2 separate regions of the Homo sapiens genome follow, and region 1 is linked to region 2. A link is an interaction called in ENCODE POLR2A ChIA-PET data of the cell type or tissue named here. Cell type or tissue: B cell. All regions are shown on one strand.

Region 1 (8,000 bases), 270 kb before region 2:
ATAACAAACTGTCTCTCAGACCACAGTGCAATCAAATTAGAACTCAGGACTAAGAAAATGACTAAAAACCACACAACTACATGGAAACTGAACAACTTGCTCCTGAGTGACTACTGGGTAAATAACGAAATGAAGGCAAAAATAAAGATGTTTTTTGAAACCAGTGAGAACAAAGACACAACATACCAGAATCTCTGGGACACACTCAAAGCAGTGTGTAGAGGGAAATATATAGCACTAAATGCCCACAAGAGACAGCAGGAGATATCTAAAAACAACACCCTAACATCACAATTAAAAGAACTAGAGAAGCAAGAGCAAACACATTCAAAAGCTAGCAGAAGGCAAGAAATAACTAAGATCAGAGCAGAACTGAAAGAGATAGAGACACAAAAAAACCTTCAAAAAGTCAATGAATCTAGGGGCTGGTTTTTTGAAAAAGATCAACAAAATAGATAGGATAGACCGCTAGCAAGACTAATAAAGAAGAAAAGAGAAGAATCAAATAGATGCAATAAAAAATGATAAAGGGGATATCACCACCAATCCCACAGAAATACAAACTACCATCAGAGAATGCTATAAACACCTCTACGCAAATAAACTAGAAAATCTAGAAGAATTGGATAAATTCCTGGACACATACACCCTCCCAAGACTAAACCAGGAAGAAGTTGAATCTCTGAATAGACCAATAACAGGCTCTGAAATTGAGGCAATAATTAATAGCCTACCAACCAAAAAAAGTCCAGGACCAGATGGATTCACAACCGAATTCTACCAGAGGTACAAGGAAGAGCTGGTACCATTCCTTTTGAAACTATTCCAATCAATAGAAAAAGAGGGAATCCTCCCTAATTCATTTTATGAGGCCAACATCATCTTGATACCAAAGCGTGGCACAGACACAACAAAAAAAGTAATTTTAGACCAATATCCCTGATGAACATCAATGCAAAAATCTTCAATAAAATACTGGCAAACCGAATCCAGCAGCACATCAAAAGGCTTATCCACCATGATCAAGTTGGCTTCATCCCTGGGATGCAAGGCTGGTTCAATATACGCAAATCAATAAACGTACTCCATCACATAAACAGAACCAAGGAGAAAAACCACGTGATTATCTCAATAGATGCAGAAAAGGCCTTCGACAAAATTCAACAGCCCTTCATGCTAAAAACTTTCAATAAACTAGGTATTGATGGAACGTATTTCAAAATAATAAGAGCTATTTATGACAAACCCATAACCAATATCATACTGAATGGGCAAAAACTGGAAGCATTCCCTTTGAAAACTGGCACAAGACAGGGATGCCCTCTCTCACCACTCCTATTCAACATAGCGTTGGAAGTTCTGGCCAGGGCAATCAGTCAAGGGAAAGAAATAAAGGGTATTCAATTAGGAAATGAGGAAGTCAAATTGTACCTGTTTGCAGATGACATGATTGTATATTTAGAAAACCCCATCGTCTCAGCCCAAAATCTCCTTAAGCTGATAAGCAACTTCAGCAAAGTCTCAGGATACAAAATCAATGTGCAAACATCACAAGCATTCCTATACACCATTAAAAGACAAACAGAGAGCCAAATCATGAGTGAACTCCCATTCACAATTGCTACAAAGAGAATAAAATACCTAGCAATCCAACTTACAAGGGACGTGAAGGACCTCTTCAAGGAGAACTACAAACCACTGCTCAAGGAAATAAAAGAGGACACAAGCAAATGGAAGAATATTCCATGTTCATGGATAGGAAGACTCAATATCATGAAAATGGCCATAATGCCCAAAGTAATTTATAGATTCAATGCCATCTCCATCAAGCTACCAATGACGTTCTTCACAGAATTGGAAAAAATTACTTTAAAGTTCATATGGAACCAAAAAAGAGCTCTTATTGCCAAGACAATCCTAAGCCAAAAGAACAAAGCTGGAGGCATCACACTACCTGACTTCAAACTATACTACAAGCCAACAGTAACCAAAACAGCATGGTACTGGTACCAAAACAGAGACATAGACCAATGGAACAGAACAGAGGCTTCAGAAATAATACCACACATCTACAACCATCTGATCTTTGACAAACCTGACAAAAACAAGCAATAGGGAAAGGATTTCTCTATTTCATAAATGGTGCTGGGAAAACTGGCTAGCCATATATAGAAAGCTGAAACTGGATCCCTCCCTTACACCTTATACAAAAATTAATTCAAGATGGATTAAAGACTTAACTGTTAGACCTAAAACCATAAAAACCCTAGAAGAAAACCTAGGCAATACCATTCAGGACATAGGCATGGGCAAGGACTTCATGACTAAAACACCAAAAGCAATGGCAGCAAAAGCCAAAATTGACAAATGAGATCTAATTAAACTCAAGAGCTTCTGCACAGCAAAAGAAACTACCATCAGAGTAACAGTCAACCTACAGAATGGGAGAAAATTTTTACAATCTACCTATCTGACAAAGGGCTAATATCCAGAATCTACAAAGAACTCAAACAAATTTACAAGAAAAAAACATCAAAAAGTGGGTAAAGGATATGAACAGACACTTCTGCAAAGAAGACATCTATGCAGCCAACAGACACATGAAAAAATGCTCATCATCACTGGTCATCAGAGAAATGCAAATCAAAACCACAATGAGATACCATCTCATGCTAGTTAGTATGGCAGTCATTAAAAAGTCAGGAAACAGCAGATGCTGGAGAGGATGTGGAGAAATAATGCTTTTACACCGTTGGTGGGAGTGTAAATTAGTTCAACCATTGTAGAAGACAGTGTGGTGATTCCTCAAGGATCTAGAACTAGAATTACCATTTGACCCAGCAATCCCATTACTGGGTATATACCTCAAGGATTGTAAATAATGCTACTGTAAAGACACATGCACACGTATGTTTATTGTGGCACTATTCACAATAGCAAAGACTTGGAACCAACCCAAATGTCCATCAATGATAGACTGGATTAAGAAAATGTGGCACATATACACCATGGAATACTATGCAGCCATAAAAAAGGATGAGTTCATGTCCTTTGCAGGGACGTGAATGAAGCTGGAAACCATTCTCAGCAAACTGTCATAAGGATAGAAAATCAAACAGTGCGTGTTCTCACCCATAGGTGGGAATTGAACAATGAGATCACTTGGACACAGGGTGGGGAACATCACACATTGGGGCCTGTTGGGGGTTGGGGGCTGGGGGAGGGATAGCATTAGGAGAATTACCTAATGTAAATGATGAGTTGATGAGTGCAGCAAACCAACATGGCACATGTATACCTATGTATCAAACCTGCACGTTGTGAACATGTACCCTAGAAATTAAAGTATAATAAAAAAAAGAAACGTTATGCATTTTTTCAACCCATAAGTAGACCCATATAAGTTACCTTTAACTGTAATATGAATGATAACTAGAAGCTAACATTGTGCTATGGAAAAATAATTCCAAGTAAGTTAAAATGTTGTATTATGGTCAATATATGTGGTAAATCTCTTATTTAAAACACAAGGAAAGACATCTACAATTTTGATTAACAGAAAATCAGATATTCTCATCCCCATTAAATCAATATTGAACACTTATTTACTGAATATTGGGTTAAAGGAGTACGAAATGTTTTTTTGCATGGGAACCTACATGTCTTGGTCTAGACATGATGGAAATGTAAAGCTGAACCCCCCCCTTCCCTGTGCCAACAATTTATCAAGCTTATTAGTATCTTTTACTGCAGAGATGTAGATCTCTCTATTTGGACTTCCCACTGTTGTAGTGCTCCTTCCAAATGCTCACACTCTGACCTGTGTGAACATATGGAGGGGATATGAGGGGTTCTATTTCCTAACTATATCAGTTGAGATGCTTTGGTCACCAGTAACAGAAAAACTTAAGAAAATTGCTTTAATAATAAGAAACATTTATTACTTCACATAAGAAGAAGTCCAGATGAGAATGTAGGTTGGCCAAGGAATGTCATCATGAATCAGGTTCTTTCCATTCTTCAGCTCTGCCATTCTCATTATTAACATTAGCTTTGTCCAACATCTCTTCCTATGTGCCTCTTTTCCATGAAGAGGTAAACCTTTCCTAGAAGTCCCCAGGCAGACTTGCCTTTATGTCTCACTGACCACAACTGCGTAAGGCAACCTATTCATTCCTACAGCATTTACTGGTGAGGGGAGCAATTGGCTTAGGGAAGCACAGGCTAAGGGCCTGAGGGTGAATTACAAGGCAAGATACAGTGTTCTGTTAGAAAAGAGGAAGAAAGAGAATGAATTTTGAGTAAACAACACCAATGTCTACTCACCCACTGGAGATTTACATGCCAAAATTAACTTTCTGCTGCCTTACCCAGGACCACATACTGAATAGTCACAGATTTTGCTGAAAGAAAGCCGATCTTTGTGCCTTTCTCTTATTAGGACCACACATTAGGGCTGGCGCTCTCTCTCTCTCTCTCTCTCTCTCTCTCTCTCTCTCTCTCTCTCTCTCATTTTTCCTCCTCTATTACTTTCTTTGACAGTAACCCCGGAATGTCTTTGCTTTTCCATTCAGCAGACCTCTCTTCCTTCTTCCCACCATGGCTCTTAGGCATGTTAGGTGACATGCCTTGAATTACAATGAAGTTATGTTAGACCTGTAAAGAAAGCTCTAACAACTTCCAAGTCAAAAGGGCTAGAACCTTATGGAAGCATTTTCAAAAGTATATCCATAAAATTCTAGGAACTTCCCACAAAGAAGAAGCTTCTGTGGTCAGGTAAATTTGGGCAGCGTTGTAGATGCTTTCCTTCTCTTGCAGATTGTAGATATACAAGGCTCTCAGAAGTCTTCAGTTACGTAAACTAACTCAGAATGAGTCCTGGAATCAAAATGCCTGTGTTCAAATCTGGGCTCTGCCACTTTCTAGCTATGTAAGCTCTTTAAAGCTCTGTTTTCTCATTTGAGATAAGGGAATTCTATGGTACTATTTAATTGGGGTTGCTATGAGAAGTGGGTGAGATAATTCATCTGAGGCTTTCAACACAGTGTTTTGTACATTCACTCATTTAACAATTATTGTGTCAAGGGCCCAGGTCTCAAGGAGCCTACATTCTAATGGAGGAGGGAGGAGGAAGACAATAAGCAAGTAAATAAATAGAATAATTTCAGATAATGACAAGTAATATGAGAAAAGTAAAACATAATGATATTATAAAGCACAACTAGGATGAGAAGGGCTGTTTTAGATAGGAGGATTAGGAAAGGCATTTCTGAGGAAGGCATTTTATCTGAGACCTGAGATATGAGGAGACTGGAATTATTTATCCATTTATTCAGTCATTCATTCAAAAAATGTTTATTGAGTACTTACTGTATACCACAAATTGTTTTAGGCACCAGGGATAAAGCAAGAAACAAAATTCTACAAGAATATCTGCCCTGGCCGGGCACAGTGACTCATGCCTGTAATCCCAGCACTTTGGGAGGCCCAGGCGGGCGGATCACAAGGTCAGGAGGTTGAGACCATCCTGGCTAACACGGTGAAACCCCGTCTCTACTAAAAATACAAAAAATTAGCAGGGTGTGGTGGCGGGCGCCTGTAGTCCCAGCTACTTGGGACGCTGAGGCAGGAGAATGGCGTGAAACCAGGAGGTGGAGCTTGCAGTGAGCAGAGATTGCACCACTGCACTCCAGCCTGGGGAGCAAAGCGAGACTCCATCTAAAAAAAAAATATATATATATATATATAGAGAGAGAGAGAGAGAGAGAGACTGTGTCAGAGTTGAGACGGGGTCGATGAGGCTGACCCCAGCGGGTAGAAGGGACGAGGAGGAGCGAGCAGCGGAAGGTCCTGGTGTGTCCGGAATTGGTGGGTTCTTGGTCTCACTGACTTCAAGAATGAAGCCGCGGACCCTCGCGGTGAGTGTTACAGCTGTTAAGGTGGCGCGTCTGGAGTTTGTTCCTTCTGATGTTCAGATGATGTGTTCAGAGTTTCTTCCTTGTGGCGGGTTCGTGGTCTCACTGGCTCAGGAGTGAAGCTGCAGACCTTCGCAGTGAGTGTTACAGCTCTTAAGGCAGCATGTCTGGAGTTGTTCCTTCCTCCCGGTGGGCTCATGGTCTCGCTGGGCTCAGGAGTGAAGCTGCAGATCTTCGCAGTGAGTGTTACAGCTCATAAAAGCAGCGTGGACCTAAAGAGTGAGCAGTAGCAAGATTTATTGCAAAGACCAAAAGAACAAACCTTCCACAGTGTGGAAGGGGACCCGAGCGGGTTGCCACTGCTGGCTGGGGCAGCCTGCTTTTATTCTCTTATCTGGCCCCACCCACATCCTGCTGATTGGTAGAGCCAAGTGGCCTGTTTTAACAGGGCGCTGATTGGTGCCTTTACAATCCCTGAGCTAGATACAAAGGTTCTCCACCTCCCCATCAGATTAGTTAGATACAGAGTATGGACACACAGGTTCTCCGAGGCCCCAGAGCAGCTAGATACAGAGTGTCGATTGGTGCACTCACAAACCCTGAGCTAGACACAGGGTGCTGATTGGTATGTTTACAATCCCTGAGCTAGATATAAAGACTCTCCAAGGCCCCGCCAGACTCAGGAACCCAGCTGGCTTCACCCAGTGAATCCCACACTGGGGCTGCAGGTGGAACTGCCTGCCAGTCCCAGTGCCGTGCGCCCACACTCCTCAGCCCTTGGGTGGTCAATGGGACTGGGCGCCCTGGAGCAGGGGGCGGCACTCATCGGGGAGGCTCCAGCTGCCCAGGAACCCACAGAGTGGGTGGGAGGCTCAGGCATGGCGGGCTGCAGGTCCTGAGCCCTGCCCCTCGGGAAGCCAGCTAAGGTTGGGTGAGAAATTGAGCGTAGCGCCGGTGGGCTGGCACTGCTGGGGGACCCAGAGTACACCCTCTGCAGCCACTGGCCTGGGTGCCAAGTCCCTCACTGCCCAGGGCCGGCAGGGCCGGCCGGCTGCTCCGAGTGCAGGCCCACCAAGCCCATGCCCACCTGGAACTCCAGCTGGCCCGCAAGCGCTGCACGCAGCCCCGGTTCCCGCTCGCGCCTCTCCCTCCACTGCAAGCTGAGGGAGCCGGCTCTGGCCTTGCCCAGCCCAGAAAGGGGCTCCCACAGTGCAGTGGTGGGCTGAAGGGCTCCTCAAGTGCCGCTAAAGTGGGAGCCCAGGCAGAGGAGGCGCCTAGAGCGAGCGAGAACTGTGAGGACTGCCAGCACACTGTCACCTCTCACTGGGGTGTCCGCCATATAAAGTCGTTTGAGGTAACCATTGCCTAATTGTGAGTCTGTGAGAGAAGATGTGAAGTATGGCCTCGTCCCGGTCATCTGGGCGTGCGGGTCTCGGGTTTTGATCTTGCGTTTGTGTAGTTTTAACTTCTAGCCATGGCAAACGATCCCAGGGGAGCACAGACTGGACCCCGCTACGATCTCTCTTGGAGTGGATCAGACTGATGATCACCAACAACCAACTCATTCCCAGATAAGGAAGAAGAGAGTGTTACCCATTTCAATGTGGTTTCAACCCCACTTCTACATCTTAAAGACATTGTATTTTTTCAGCAGTGATGCCCCTGTTCATTAGTCCCACTGATGTTTTCATTCCTCATCTCATCTTTTTCTTAGCAGCATTCAATGAATCCTTCATTCTAGAAACACTCTGTTTTTTTGGTTTTCATGAGACCATTCTCACCTTGTTTTGTCCTGTGACTCTTTTGAAAACTAACAAACAAACAAAAAAAACCCTGTTTTTCTTTTTAAGTTCTGGTAAAAAACACAAAATGAAAATTTGCTATCTTAACCGTGTTGAATGTGCAGTTAGTAAAGTACATTCACATTGTGGTGCAAGCCATCACCACCATCCATCACTAGAACTCTTTTCATCTTGCAGATCTGAAACTCTACCCATTAAATAACTTCCCATCTTCCCATCCCCACAACTCCTAGCAACCAACATTCTACTTTCTCTATCAGTTTGACTACTCTAGGTACCTCAT
Region 2 (8,000 bases):
CTCAGGTGACTGTCTCACCTTGGCCTCCTGAAGTGCAGGGATTACAGGCATGGGCCACTGTGCCTGGCCCTGTTTTTAATTTCCTAATTTAAAATGTGTCCTTTCATCATGTGAATTTTTATTATATATTTAAAATTTAAGTCTTTGTTGATTTCTGCTTTTTTGTTCTATTTTACTTTTGGCATCATGGCCAGAAATTGGCAAGTTTTAGACATTAGAAAAGGTATGTTTTTGCTGTTTACTGCAGGAATCAGATCCAGGTGTTGAGGGGACCTACAGCTTATATAATTTTGAGGACCCTCTTTAGGAAAGAAAATACAAGATTATGCACATGTGAATATTTGTTTAGAATAAGAAAAGGTATCTGTGTATGCGAGGGGTCTAAAAGCCTAACTTGATTCATTTTGTGTTTGATCTATCTCTGCTTTAAAATATATAATTTTGGCCCCACGTGGTGGCTTGTGCCTGTAATCTTAGCACTTTGGGAAGCTGAGGCGGGTGGATCACTTGAGGTCAGGAGTTTGAGACCAGCCTGACCAACATGGTGAAACCCCATCTTTACTAAAAATACAAAATTAGCTGGGTGTGGGGGCTCATGCCTATAATCCCAGCTACTTGGGAGGCTGAGGCAGGAGAATCCCTTGAACCTGGGAGGCGAAGGGAGGTTGCAGTGAGCTGAGATCGCGCCATTGGACTCCAGCCTGGACAACAGGAGTGAAACTCCATCTCAAAAAAAATATATATATATATGTATATGCGTGTGTGTGTGTGTGTGTGTGTGTGTGTGTATGTATATGTGTGTGTATATACATATATATGTGTGTGTGTATATATATATATATATACACACACACACACACACACACACACATATATATAAAATTTGGTGTATGTGCCGGGCATAGTTGCTCACACTTGTAATCCCAGCACTTTGGGAGGCCGAGGCCGGTGGATCACCTGAGGTTGGCAGTTTGAGACCAGCCTGACCAACATGGAGAAACCCTGTCTCTACTAAAAATACAAAGTTAGCTGGGCATAGTGGCGCATGCCTCTAATCCCAGCTACTGGGGAGGCTGAGCCAGGAGGATTGCTTGAACCCAGAAGGTGGAGGTTGCGGTGAGCAGAGGTCACGCCATTGCACTCCAGTCTGGGCAACAAGAGCGAAACTCTTGTTGAAAAAAAAAAAAATTGGTGTATGTGTATTGCATCTGCATTAATTTTAGTCATTACTTTGTGTCATGTATATATTTTTTACTACTTTACATACTATAGCTGTTTTTCTTCTAGTGTTTCTAAGCTTTTACATTGATTTATACTTTTTTGTTGCCTAAATATTATTTTTACTGTTGCCTAATGGCATCTTAAAATTTTACTATAGCTCTTGCCAAATAAATTTTACCATGTTTGATATTGTTTTTACACGTGTCTTCCTGGCTTGACTAAATTTGCTACATTATTTTTTCTCACTCTTTTTTTTTTTTTTTTTTTTTGAGTTGGAGTTTTGCTCTTCTTGCCCAGGCTGGAGTACAATGGTGCGATCTTGGCTCACTGCAACCTCCACCTCCTGGGTTCAAGTGATTCTCCTGCCTCAGCCTCCCGAGTAGCTGGGATTACAGGCATGCACCACCACACCTGGCTAATTTTGTATTTTTAGTAGAGATGGGTTTCTCCATGTTGGTCAGGCTGGTCTCGAACTCCTGACCTCAGGTGATCCGCCTGCCTCGGCCTCCAAAAGTGCGAGAATTATAGGCATGAGCCACCGCGCCTGGCCATTTTTCTCACTCTTTACTGTTAGCCTTATGTACTTTGTAAGCACTACAGTGGTAGATTTTATTTTTAGAAAATCCTGTCAAGACTTTTTTTTCTCTAATGAAGCCATTTAACTTTGTCACAGCTACATTTGGTCTAAGTTTGGCTTCTTTGTGTTTTTTCCTCCATGCTTTCCTATGTTTGACCTGTGTCTTGTAAGAGACAACATCCATTCTCATTACCTGCCGTATGGAAAGAAGTAAATAAAACCTTTTCATCCTTGAATTTTTTTTCTCTATTGAGTTGTTACAGGTGAGAAGTATATATGAATCTGTGAAGAGTTGTTGGAACCTAATTAAATTATGTACTGCACGTTTTTCTTTTTCCCTAAAGCATTTAGAGTCTGGCTAAATAGGGGAAAATTTATATTGTTTGGGTTATGTTGTGTCAATTTTTATTAAAATTCTGGTAGCAGTCATACAAATAATTTGACTTTCACATGAAATCAAGTGAAGAGAAAGGGGGGTAGAGAAAGATGCTCAGGCAATGTAAGTTTACTAGTACAAATTAAAAGGCAATTTTGTGGGTACTGATAAAATGCTTCTGAAGGTAACATAAATTGCATTTGTTCTTAAACATTTAGGAAGGGCATGGAATTGTTTTTCTTTCTCTCCATCCCCACTTCCTCCCAATGTGTAAGTAGAAAGATTTTTTCCCCTCCTCTTAACTCTGAAGAAGACAACTTCCTTTATTTTGCATTTTTGGGTGGTGGTTATAGTACTTGTTTTGAGGTTTGACCATCCTCTCTTCAGCTATTTTTATTTTTACACACCACTTGAAGTGAGTACACTCAGTGGTATTTTAACTATAATAATCTGTTAAGAAATTCATGTATGCATATTGCATCTTAAAACTGTTGTTTTGATTTAATTTTAATTGGTTTATGCTATGTCTGCTTCATCTTAGTTTTTAAACAAGTGACTACTTAGTTTTCCACAGCAGAACAGAATAGCAAAATCATATTCTTTTTTTTTTTTTTTTTTTTTTGAGACAGAGTCTCGCTCTGTTGCCCAGGCTGGAGTGCAGTGGCGGGATCTCGGCTCACTGCAAGCTCCGCCTCCCGGGTTCACGCCATTCTCCTGCCTCAGCCTGCCAAGTAGCTGGGACTACAGGCGCCCGCCACTACGCCCGGCTAATTTTTTTGTATTTTTAGTAGAGACGGGGTTTCACCGTTTTAGCCGGGATGGTCTCGATCTCCTGACCTCGTGATCCGCCCGCCTCGGCCTCCCAAAGTGCTGGGATTACAGGCGTGAGCCACCGCGCCCGGCCAAAATCATATTCTTAATAGGATTGAAATGTTTACTTTCTTTTTGATGTTATAAGTGATTTAAGATACGACATAGGAGTTTTAACTGCTTGATTGCTCAGTGCCCTGTCCCCTCCCCCTCCCAAATAGAGGACAACATTTTGCTCTTACTGGAACTCTTAATTTTGTCAAGTCAGCTGGTATAAAGATATAGAACTTTTACCCCTTAAAATTCTTTTACTGATTTAACAAATTTCAGAATTGGTGATACTTGTTTATTTTATGTTTGTATATTTACAATCTTTTCTAAAACTTCATTAGCGTTAGAAAGCACATATTTCCTGAAATGTTTTAGTATAACAATTTGTGTAGTTGAGTTTGATATGTGTGATAACTTTTTATTTAAAATAAAATTTAGGCATCATGTAAAATAGTTAACAGTGGCATACTTCCTGGCATAGAAATTCAATATACAAAATGCTAAAAATTACACAATAGCAGCAGCATTTTAAAAGCTATATAACAGTCTAGTTACTTGTTTTAAGCTGTCACTATTTCCGGTTTTGTGAAAAATAAATATAGCATTAGGTACATGCCCTGAGATTTTCAGATTTGCACATATTCTGTGGAAGCCTTCTTTACTACTATTTTTGGATTCCATGCTATGGGATAATAAGGTCACTTTTTAGCACCATTCAAGAATAAAAAACCAAGTTCTCTCAAAGGGGTTCTAGTACACGTCCATGTTTTGCTGAATGCTATTCTGTAATATTCTTAAAAAACATCTTAAATTCAAGGAAGGAGATGAGAGAAGCATAGTGAGATTCCAGACTTGATCCTCCTTCAAAATGCTATCAGTTGCTGCTCATTCCCCAGCCTCTACTGCATTCCACAATTGGACAGTATTTTATGTAATACTTAGAGTTTTTACAAATCAAGTAGAAGATACAATGGAAGAAGACACCCCTTTTAGAATAGCAAACAAAAAGACTACTTCTACACACTTAAAAAATGTGTGTTAAATTTTTTTTTACAGTCTTCCATACAAAATTTTAAAGCAAACATTAAATTTTTTTAAGACAAAGACTTAAACAGAAAAGCATACTATATTTCCAGATCTGAAAATTCAGATTCTTAACAGTGTCAATTCTAATTGTTAATCTACAAACTTAATGCCATTCTAAAATAAAAATATTGAAAGGAAGCCGGGCACGGTGGCTCACGCCTGTAATCCCAGCACTTTGGGAGGCCAAGGCGGGAGGATCACGAGGTCAGGAGATCGAGACCATTCTGGCTAACAAGGTGAAACCCCCTCTCTGCTAAAAATACAAAAAGCCAGGCGTCGTGGCAGGCGCCTGTAGTCCCAGGAGGCTGAGGCAGGAGAATGGCATGAACCCGGGAGGCAGAGCTTGCAGTGAGCCAAGATCGCGCCACTGCACTCCAGCGTGGGCGACAGAGCGAGACTCTGTCTCAAAAAAAAAAAAAAAAAAATACTAAAAGGATTAAAAGAAACTCCCAACAGTACTCTTGCTGAGGTAAGTGCTAGTGCAAGCTCATTTTGTGGTAAGACAAGGTGAATTCAAGTAACTTCTCCAATGACAAAGCTGGGAAGTGGTGAAGCAAGGCTTCACATCAGGGTAAGTTTGAGGGCTCAGATACGATGATAGCTAACATGCAGTAAGTGTTTATATTATTGTGCATTACCATTCCAGGTGAGGTACTATATATTTTCTCAATTAGAATAGCATCTTAATGTAAAACTTGTGAGGCTTTGCTAGGAAGAATCTAGAGATAATACAGGCTGTGCTTAGAGATTTATGAACCCTTTATAATCTCTCCCCTCAATCTCGCTTTTTTCCACATGCATAAACTAGTTATCCCAGCATCACTTTTTGAGTACTGTTCTATGCTTCCCCTATGATCTGCTCTTCTATTTATATATCGAATTTCATTCATGTGGATTTATTTTTAGGCCTTCTGTTTTGTTCCATTTGTCTTTTTTGCCTATTCTTGTGTCATTTCCATTCTAAATTTCGTAGAGGGTAGGATAAGTTTCCCTGCTGTGTTCATTCAAAAATTCATTCAGCACATATATTGGAGACAACTGCTATGTGCCAGGAACTTTTTAGGTGCTGGGAAAATGGCATTGAGCAAAACAAAAAAATTCTCATGACTCTTACACTTATAAACAATTTCTTGGCTATTTTCTTGCTTATAAATTTTAGGTTCAGCTTGTCAAATTCTATGAAAAACCCAGTAATGTTAAAACAAATTTAAATTGGGTCAGTTAAGGGAGCACTGATACCTTGACAATTCTATCCATGAAGAGAATGCTTTTACACTCATATACGTTTTCCTTTTTTTTTTTTTTTTTGGCCTCTGTTTAAAGCTTAATTATTTCTTTCCCTAAAGGTCTAGAATATATTTTTACTAGAGTTAGTCCTGCATATCATATATTTGCTGTTGCTGTTGTAAATGGTGTCTTTTATTTGACTTAAGCTTTCTAATAGCTTTATACAGAAGTGGTATTTTTTTTTGCTGTTTATTTTTTCGACAGGTTGAGGGGACTATGTAGACTTTTATATCCAAATACCTTGCTGAATTCTAATTCCAATAATTATTATGTATATTGTTTCCTGTGCAGATAATCATATCAAATATATTCTTAAAAATTTGTATACCACTTTATTTTCTTATTAAATTAACTAGGACCTCCAATGTAATGTTGAATAAATATGGTAATAGTAGACATACATACTTGTTCTTGATTTTAATGAGTTTCACTGTAAAAAGTGTTGTTTGCTATAGTTTTTTTTTTTTTAAGACAAATGTGACATTTTCTTATCCTTTTTCCATATCTCTTATAGTGTTTTTCTTTAGTCTGTTCATATGGTGAATTATATTTATAATTTTAAAAAAGTCTATATATTCTGTTCCTGAATTTCTGGGACATATTGGTCATAATGTATATTTTTATATACTGTTGGATTCTGGATTCTGTTTGTTAATATTTTGCATATGGACTCTTTTCATGTATGTTTATTAGTGAAATTGGCCTGTAATTTTCATTTTTTAATAATGTTCTTGTCTGGTTTTGGTATCCAGATTATACTGGCCTCATAAAATGACTTGGGGGGTGTATTTCCTCCTTTTCTATTCTCTGGAAGAATTTGTGTGATACTGGATTTACTTGTTTCCTGAAAGTTTGGTAGACCTTGCTTTTACAACTTTTAGACCTAGTTTGTGTGTGTGCCGGTGGGGGGAAGAGGGGGAAGTTTATTTTATTTTTTCTTCCTTTATTAGTCATAGTGCTGTTCAGGCTTTCTGATTATCCTTTTTTTTTTGAGACAGGGTCTCGCTCTGTCACCCAGGTCGGAGTGCAGTGGTGTGATCTCACTTTGCTGCACCATCCACCTCCCAGGCTCAAGCAATCCTCCTACCTTAGCCTTCCAAGCTGTTGGGACTATAGGCGCATGCCGCTATGCTTGGCCTAGTTTTTTTGTTGTTGTTTTGTTTTTGTAGAGATGAAGTCTCACTATGTTGCCCAGGTTGATCTCAAACTCCTGGGCTTAAGTGATCCTCTCATCTCAGCCTCCCAAAGTGTTGGCATTACAGGTGTGAGCCACTGTACCCAGCCTTCTAATTATTCTTGAATCAATTTTGAGTTTGTATTTTTCTAGGCGTATGTCCATTTTGTCTGTGCTTCATATTTATTGCATAAAGTTGTTCATAGTATTCTCTTTTAAATGTCTCCTCTAGCTGTAGTTATGTTCACTATAGTCTGTCCTTTAGTTCTCCTTAGCAGTGTTTGAAGAGATACGCTTTTTAGTCCATCTATTGAATTTTTACCATTAGGTTATATTTTTTATTTCCATAAGTTCTGTGTGTTTCCTCTTAAGATCTTAGTGGTCATTCTTTAACTTTTTATTTTTTAAATTCACATTTGTCTTGATTGGATTGATGGTCATTTTTTATAGCCTCTTGCTCACTTGTTTGTGATTTCATTTATTTTTAACATTTAATCCGGAATCTTGATGGGTATGGCTGATAAAATTTTAACAATGGTTGTTATGTACTTCCCTAATAAGTTCAAGATAAATTAGACTGTGACTACTTTAACACATAGATATAGATCTGGATTGCTGTATTTAGCCAATAACATACGTATTACAGAGGAATTACTTGTTGGATGATTAAGGTTTTCTTAGGTAAATAATTTGGAAAAAATGTTATTTGTGGGAAATATAGGAAGAAAGAAATTAAACATCAAGGAAGAGAAGCAGGAAATGTTGCTAGCTGTGTCTTCCTAGATGGAATGTGTTTGTATAGCATTTGATATTTCTTTGTGTTTTTTTTTTTGAGACAGAGTCTCCTCACATTGTCACCCAGGCTGGAGTGCAGTGACGCTGTCTCAGCTCACTGCAGTCTCAACCTCCTGCACTCAAGTGATCCTCGTAGTTTAGCCTCCCAAGTAGATGGGACTACAGGTGTGCACCACCATGCTGGGCTCATTTTTTTTTTTTTTGTATTTTTGGTAGAGATGGGGTTTCACCATGTTGCCCAGGCTGGTCTCAAATTCCTGAGTCCAAGTGACACACCTGCCCCTGCCTCCCAAAGTGCTAGGATTACAGGTGTGAGCCACTGTGCCCAGCATATTTGATATTTCCTGATAGCAGTTATCACCTATTTTGTTGGGTATATTTGTCTTGACAGTTAGATTGTGATCTCTTTTGGGGCAAACACTTTTATTGGTGGTGTTTTGTTTTTTATACAGTGTCTAGCATAGTAACTGTTAAATAGTATATAGTCAATAGATTTATTATAGCTAGGTAGATGGGATTTTAAAAGTACTAAACAAAGTTCAATTGTAGTTAATTATAATGAACTAATCATTGTCATATGATTACAGTACGAGGAATTATACCAGAAGCCACTAATAACTAGA

What was found. ChIA-PET counts read pairs that join two places held together with the same protein. Peaks named below come from ENCODE experiments on the same cell type or tissue, not always from the same donor. Only the 100,000 strongest peaks of a DNase experiment are listed, where the experiment ranks them.
Region 1: POLR2A ChIA-PET joins it to region 2 with 8 read pairs; 1 of 35 experiments calls an interaction of 5 or more read pairs at or near these places.

The regions. Positions count from the first base shown.
Region 1 is chr11:14,590,125-14,598,124 of GRCh38, reverse strand. It overlaps a transcript of PSMA1 not described here. Among named protein-coding and RNA genes, the nearest start is that of PDE3B, 50 kb to the left of the region's middle. In B cell, no CTCF peak of the experiment used is centred here; a DNase peak (open chromatin) is centred at 4,154.
Region 2 is chr11:14,321,857-14,329,856 of GRCh38, reverse strand. The region is part of intron 1 of RRAS2 (RAS related 2); the gene reads left to right. Among named protein-coding and RNA genes, the nearest start is that of RRAS2, 33 kb to the left of the region's middle. RefSeq lists an enhancer at 6,468-6,547. In B cell, no CTCF peak of the experiment used is centred here; DNase peaks (open chromatin) are centred at 2,506, 3,189, 4,646 and 6,375; H3K4me3 peaks cover 4,966 bases; H3K27ac peaks cover 6,966 bases.